Regions from separate parts of the Mus musculus genome. Here region 1 is linked to region 2. A link is a loop called in an ENCODE intact Hi-C map of the cell type or tissue named here. Cell type or tissue: heart. All regions are shown on one strand. Each heading gives the region's core, and the rest is flanking DNA. Links, peaks and the distances in the headings are about the cores only.

Region 1 (2,911 bases), core at 148-2,647, 110 kb after region 2:
TTTTTTTTTTTTTTTTTTTCAGAAGCAGCCTCCTGTGGAAAGCCATATTGAATTGAAGGTCCCTTCTCAGTGCCCACAGACCTCTAAGATGCCTGAGGTTGGGGGTTCCTGTACCCCACACTGGGCCATGAGTTTCTTGAGTTCAAAAACCTCTTGGCCACCGTCTTTGGCAAGCAACATAGTATCAAGCTTGCCAAAGGACCGGATTTGTCTGTGATGGAAGGGCTAAGGAACACCCAGGCTTGGTCACCGCCCAGCCAGCCTTGAGGTTGGACAACAAAGAGGAGGGGCAGAAAGAAATCAGAAATCGCTGAGGCAGAGGTTAGGAGTCAGTCTTCTAGGGCCTCGTGTGGTTCCTCGGGGAGTTTTAAAGTCAGAAACACGGGGCAAGTGGCTGTTAGTTGAGGCAGGAGGAGCCGTCTTGCAGCCATAGGCTGGACAACAGGGGCATGACAGGTCCATGGAGTCTGAGTGGGGAGGTGCGATTCCAGGGTGGCCTCGGGATGAAAGCCCGCACACCCTCTCACTTGTGCCTATGATGGGTGGGCATCTAGAGGCCGCGGGGTTGTTTATCTCCAGCAAGTCCACCCTATTACATCACCTTCAGAAGCCCTCCTGTCGACTGTGAGGAAGTGACCCTCTGTGTGGTGGGGAGAGCCATGGAAGGGCGCTGCTGGGACCTCTACTGCGGGGCCTCGGTCCTCTAGCCACAGAGAGTGTATTGTGCTGACAGTGGGCTCTTTCTGGGAGAACAAACCTGGCCAGTGCCAGACTCAGATGCAAACCCGAGGCCTGAGTAGACCCAGGCTCCTGACTGTGCAGGTGAGAGGCAGACGAGAAGTCTGTCATTCTAGCGATGCCACGACCGGATTTACAGATAACGTGGTGGGATATGTGCGAGCGTGGGGGTGTTGCTCTGTGGAAACAGGCAGATTTTGCAGCTTGTTGTCATTGCTGGGGCATCGTGAGAAGTTGGCTGCTCAAAACATTGGGGCCACAGACTGGCTGGGTGACATCTGGCACAGCCCTTCTGTCTAGTTGGGAGAAATCACTGAGATCTCTTCGTGGGCGGCAGGTGCCAAGTCCTGGACCAGATCTTCAGGAGCCGGAGGCACAGTGGGATTAGCTTACACCGCACCCTGCTGGCCAGGGGACGAAATACATCCGTGGCATGTTCCTAGCCTTGTTGGGCTCTGCCGCCTCCTGGTGTTCATCCTCACTTTTGTGACACAAGTCCCTGCAACCCCTCCCCTGCAGGCAAGCCCTGGGTCTCTCTGACTTTTGTTGGAGGTGCGGAGGGATTTGAACCCAGATCCTGCTCGGTCCTTGGCGACTTTTTCTAATCACCTAGCTTCTGTTAGATCCTCGGACTGGGCTCCACCCTCCACTTCTGGAATCTGGAGGCTTGCAGGCTTGTACTAACCTGAAAGCCCTCCTAGACTCCCCAGCAGCTGTCTCAGAGTCCTGTGTCACTCCGTTCCCTACTGTCCTCAGCTCTGTCCAGCCTTTGACCCATTGCAAGACCCCAAAGTTATCCCTGTCACCTGGCTTTCTCCCAGCACTTGCCCAGCACACTCAGGCATAGAGTAGCCGAGCTGAGCCTTTTGCCTAGAGACACCTGGTGGACCAAGCACCCACACCCACGGGCTCAGCTCAGAGTATGGTCTGCTTTCCCAGCCAGGGGAGGGGCTACAGGAGGAGACAACTCGAAGATGCATTTCAATACTAGGCTTGCACAGGTACCTGTAAACTCATCAAAAGGTCAAATCTCAGATATAGAGTTATGTACTTCCCAACTTTATACAATACATGGTTAGCAAAAGGATACATTGTCCTAATGTATCCTAATGTGCTGTTTCAGTTAACTAACATTTACTACCTGAATGAATGTCCCTCATGCATACTGTGGAGGTTTGAATGAGAATGGCCCCATAGCCTCAGATATTTGAATGCTAGGTCCCCAGCTGATGAACTGTTTGGGAAGGATTAGGAGGTGTGGCCTTGTTAGAGGAGGTGTGTCACTGGGTGTGGGCTTTGAGGTTTCAGCATCCCAGTTTCAGTCTCTCTCTCTCTCTCTCCCACTGTGATGATAATGGAGTAACCCTCAGAAAGTATAAGCAACCCCCCAATTAAATGTTTCCTCTCATAAATTGCCTTGGTCATAGTGTCTCTTATTAGCATTAGAACAGTAACTATAGACAGCTAGTTGTTTGTTCAACAAATGGTTAACACAATTAACATTATCCCAACATGCCACTACAGTTAACATTAACCACCTGCATGAATATCCCTTATTACACACGTTAGCAGAAAAGCCCACATCATATTCTGTGATCAAAATTAGCTTTATGTGAAGTAGAACTTAAAATGAGTTCTTGTTGCTATGGTAGTGGCGGCTTTTATTTTTTTACGAAAGGGTCTCATGTACCTAGACAGGTCTCAAACTTACTGTGCAGCCAAAGATGGCCTTGAACTCATGATCCTCCTGCCTCTGCCCACCAAGTACTTGATTACAGGTCTGTACAGCTGTTGTCTGGCGTGTTTTTCTTTTTATGTATTTTATTTCTGAGGCAGGTTCTATTTTCCCTAGCCCAGGCTGGTCTCAAAAATCTCGATTTTCCTACATTATCCCCATGAGAGCTGAGATCACTATGCACAGCAAGATTTAAGATTATCCCACAAATGTTTCATCATTATCACCACCACCACCACCATCACCACCATCATTTTGAGTCAGGGTTTTACTATGTTGTCCTGTCCAGATAGGAACTCACTGTATAGATCTGACTGCTGTTGAATTCATGGCAATCCTCCCGCTGTTACCTCTGGAGTGCTGGGATTACAGGCTATGGCCATCACTACAAATCTTGGGGGCCACTAACCTTTCAACAATGCTCTCTCCAGACGCAGA
Region 2 (2,911 bases), core at 250-2,749:
GTCAAGAGACAAGAGCATTACACACATGGTGGGATGGAGGCCTGCGCCAGACAGATGAGGGTAAGAAGAGAGGAGCAACCAGTCGCTTACAAATACTGTTCTTGTGCACAGACATGCATGTAGCCAAAGCACACTTACGCATAAAATAAAAATAAGTAAATCTTAAATAAAACGCCACTGTCTTGACGTTTAAATGTTTATACAAGAAATAAAATCCCCCCGCCCCCGTGGCACCTTTGGACAGATGAAGAAGACAGACAGCATGCTGTGTTAGACGGGCCCCATTGTTGTCCTTTGAATGTCCTAACCTTTTTAGAGAAATGCCAACACAAACAATAATGTTTGATAGCACAAATCCAGGAACTCAGGCTTTTAATTGGGTATTGAAATTCATATTCAGCCTGCTGGTTTCATACAATGGGCCACTTTTCAAAGGATTAGACGTGCGATCGGTTTGCCAAACGTAAGCGACGTCTAAGCATGGCCTTTCCACTACATCTGTGTGCTTGCTGAACAGCTCTCGGTCAGCATTCAATTGTTGGGTTTGGGTCTAGGTGTTTTGTTTGGGGTTTAAACAAATGAATCGTTGAAGGCTGGGATGTAGGGGGGTACAGGGGGTACAGGGGGGTAGCACTTGCTCAGCATGTGCAAGACCCTGAATTTGCCTTAACCACTGCATAAAACAACACCCCCCCCAAATTTGACTTTACTGCAAAACTGTCTCAGATCCGTGTGTGTGCCCCCATATCCACTTCCAGTACTTCAGGCCAGTCTCTACTTCTCTTGTCTTCTCAGCACAGAGTATCGAACACCTGCATTCTCCCCCTTCAATGGCTTCCTTTATCATGGCTTATGAAATACTGATGACCTCTAATACCCTTTTATCTAAGACCTCGGGATGGTGGGATACAGGGTTGGAGAGACAGCTTACTAGTCAGGAGGTTTATTGCTCTTGCAAAGGATCCACTTGGTGGCTCACAACTGTCTATATTCAAGTTCCAAGGGCTCCGGCTCCCTCTTCTGGCTTCCAGGGCCCCCTGTGTGCACATAAATCAGGTGCATAAAATACGCATAAAAGTAAAAAAAATCTACAAAAAAAATATTTTTTCTTAGGAGTCGTCTTGTCTCCCTCAGCGCAGGAGCTTTCTCTGGCCTCTTTCACATAGCTACTCTCATGAGGTCATCACATTCCTCAAACCCTAGTTTTCAACCAAAGAGCTCTTTTCATGTACTTCATATAATTTTAAATACATATGGACTTAAACAGCTTTTCCGGTTTATCCTCTCCGCCACAGAGTGGATTTCAGAACAGGAGCCACCACCGCTTTGTTCTCTTGGGCCCATAACTAGTAGTTGGTGCAACAGGTACTACACACATCATTTGCGTTGTGCCAAACGTTTTCCACACAACCCACCCATGGCCCCAAGTCCTTCCTGACTTCTAGCTGGGCTCAGGGTGACTCCAGCTCCTATGTGCTCATATGCACGGAGCCCAGGGTGCTGTTAGGCTATAGTGGTGATGGGAAGGATCCGCCCGCTTCCAGGCCCCTAGGAGCCTCCGGCAGTTCCCGCCCACGATGCTGTTCCCACCCCTTCGGAGGCCACGCTCGCCCTCCATCGCCGAGCCCCGCTCGCCCCGCCCTCCTTCCAGTCTCACGGCCGCGCGCGCTCGCAGGCCAGCCCTACACCCGCGTCACGTGACAGCCACCGGGGGCGGGGCTCGCGGCGAAGTCGGACCCCGCTGTGGCCGAGCGCCGCAGTCCTCCGGCAGCCCTGCGGCTTCCAGGGCGTCGCGGCCGCGGCCGGGCAGCGCCGCTCCCTGAGGTAAGAGGCGCAGGAAGGAGGCTTCTCGGGAGCCCGCGGATGCTCCAGGCTCACCGGCCGCTCGGTCCCTCCGTGGGCCCAGCGTTTGGCTGGGGTGCGGGGACCGGGCCTGGGGGCACTGCGGGAGGTGGGGGGCCTCGGCTGCCGGAGCTCCGGGAGAGCTGTGCCCCCGTCCGCCCCCACCCCGGACCCACCCGCGGTCGCCTCCAGCCCCAGGGCTTTGCAAGTGTCTGAGAGAATGAATGCGATTTTGCGGTTTGCTAGCCTTCACCTGGGATGCAGGAGAGAGCGTGCAGTCGCGCACCCAGTGGGTCTGGTTTTAACAAGTCGCGGAGACTCGGTTTCCGCAAATCTTTGAAGGAAGAGGGGACGACCCCCTGCCCGGCCTCCCTCCTGCACTGATGGCAGAGCCGTTTGGAGAGCCAGAACTCCGGAGTTGGTGTTAGTTCCATCCACCACCCACTAGCCAGGCAACCTTGAGCCACGTCGGTGGTGCTTCTGTTAAAAGTAGAGATGATGTAAATGAGCTAAATACCTAATAAAAAATGGAAAAAAAAAATAAATAAATAAAAGTAGAGATGAATTCTTCGGCCCGAGGTTGCTGTGAGGATTAAGCAGGAAACGTTGAGGACTCCTTAGAGAGCACTCTCCGTGTGAGCATTGTTAAAATAGCAATCTAGGAGTCCATGATAGACGTCTTTCTCGCAGTAAGCACACCGTCCTCTGTGAATGTGATTCTGAAAAATGTGTCGTTTTGGCTGAGGAGCCCTCTCCCCTTTCCCAGGCCCCCTTTGCCTTCTGTTTCATATTGGCATGTGAACCTGTTGTTCCTACCGAATGAGTCAGGCAGGATGGGAACGCTAATTTACTTGAGCAGATGGGTATCAGATTCCCTCTGAGGGGAAAGAAAACTGTCAGGCATGTGCTATCACAAAAAAAAAAAAAAAAAAAAAAAAAATACAGTAGGGTGATTGACTGTCTACTGGAAGATGCCTAGGAGCCCATGGAATCCAGCCGTCTCCTGCACACAGAGAAGCTAGACCAAGAACGAGGCCAGGACTTTGATTTTGCTCAGCCATCAACACTG

Evidence for each region. Hi-C counts contacts between places; a loop is a spot of excess contacts. Peaks named below come from ENCODE experiments on the same cell type or tissue, not always from the same donor. Only the 100,000 strongest peaks of a DNase experiment are listed, where the experiment ranks them.
Region 1: a loop joins it to region 2, with 3.0 times the contacts of the local background. A loop is called at or near these places in 2 of 42 quality-filtered maps.

The regions. Positions count from the first base shown.
Region 1 is chr4:44,971,853-44,974,763 of GRCm38, reverse strand. The region is part of intron 1 of Gm12679 (a long non-coding RNA gene); the gene reads left to right. Among named protein-coding and RNA genes, the nearest start is that of Gm12679, 5.3 kb to the left of the region's middle. In heart, for the core only: a CTCF peak has its summit at 1,173 (motif pointing left); a DNase peak (open chromatin) is centred at 1,143; H3K4me3 peaks cover 531 bases; H3K27ac peaks cover 404 bases.
Region 2 is chr4:45,083,403-45,086,313 of GRCm38, reverse strand. It overlaps Fbxo10 (F-box protein 10), which reads left to right and starts at 1,710. Exons shown (of 11, transcript NM_001024142.1): 1 at 1,710-1,824. In heart, for the core only: no CTCF peak of the experiment used is centred there; a DNase peak (open chromatin) is centred at 1,643; H3K4me3 peaks cover 1,561 bases; H3K27ac peaks cover 1,745 bases.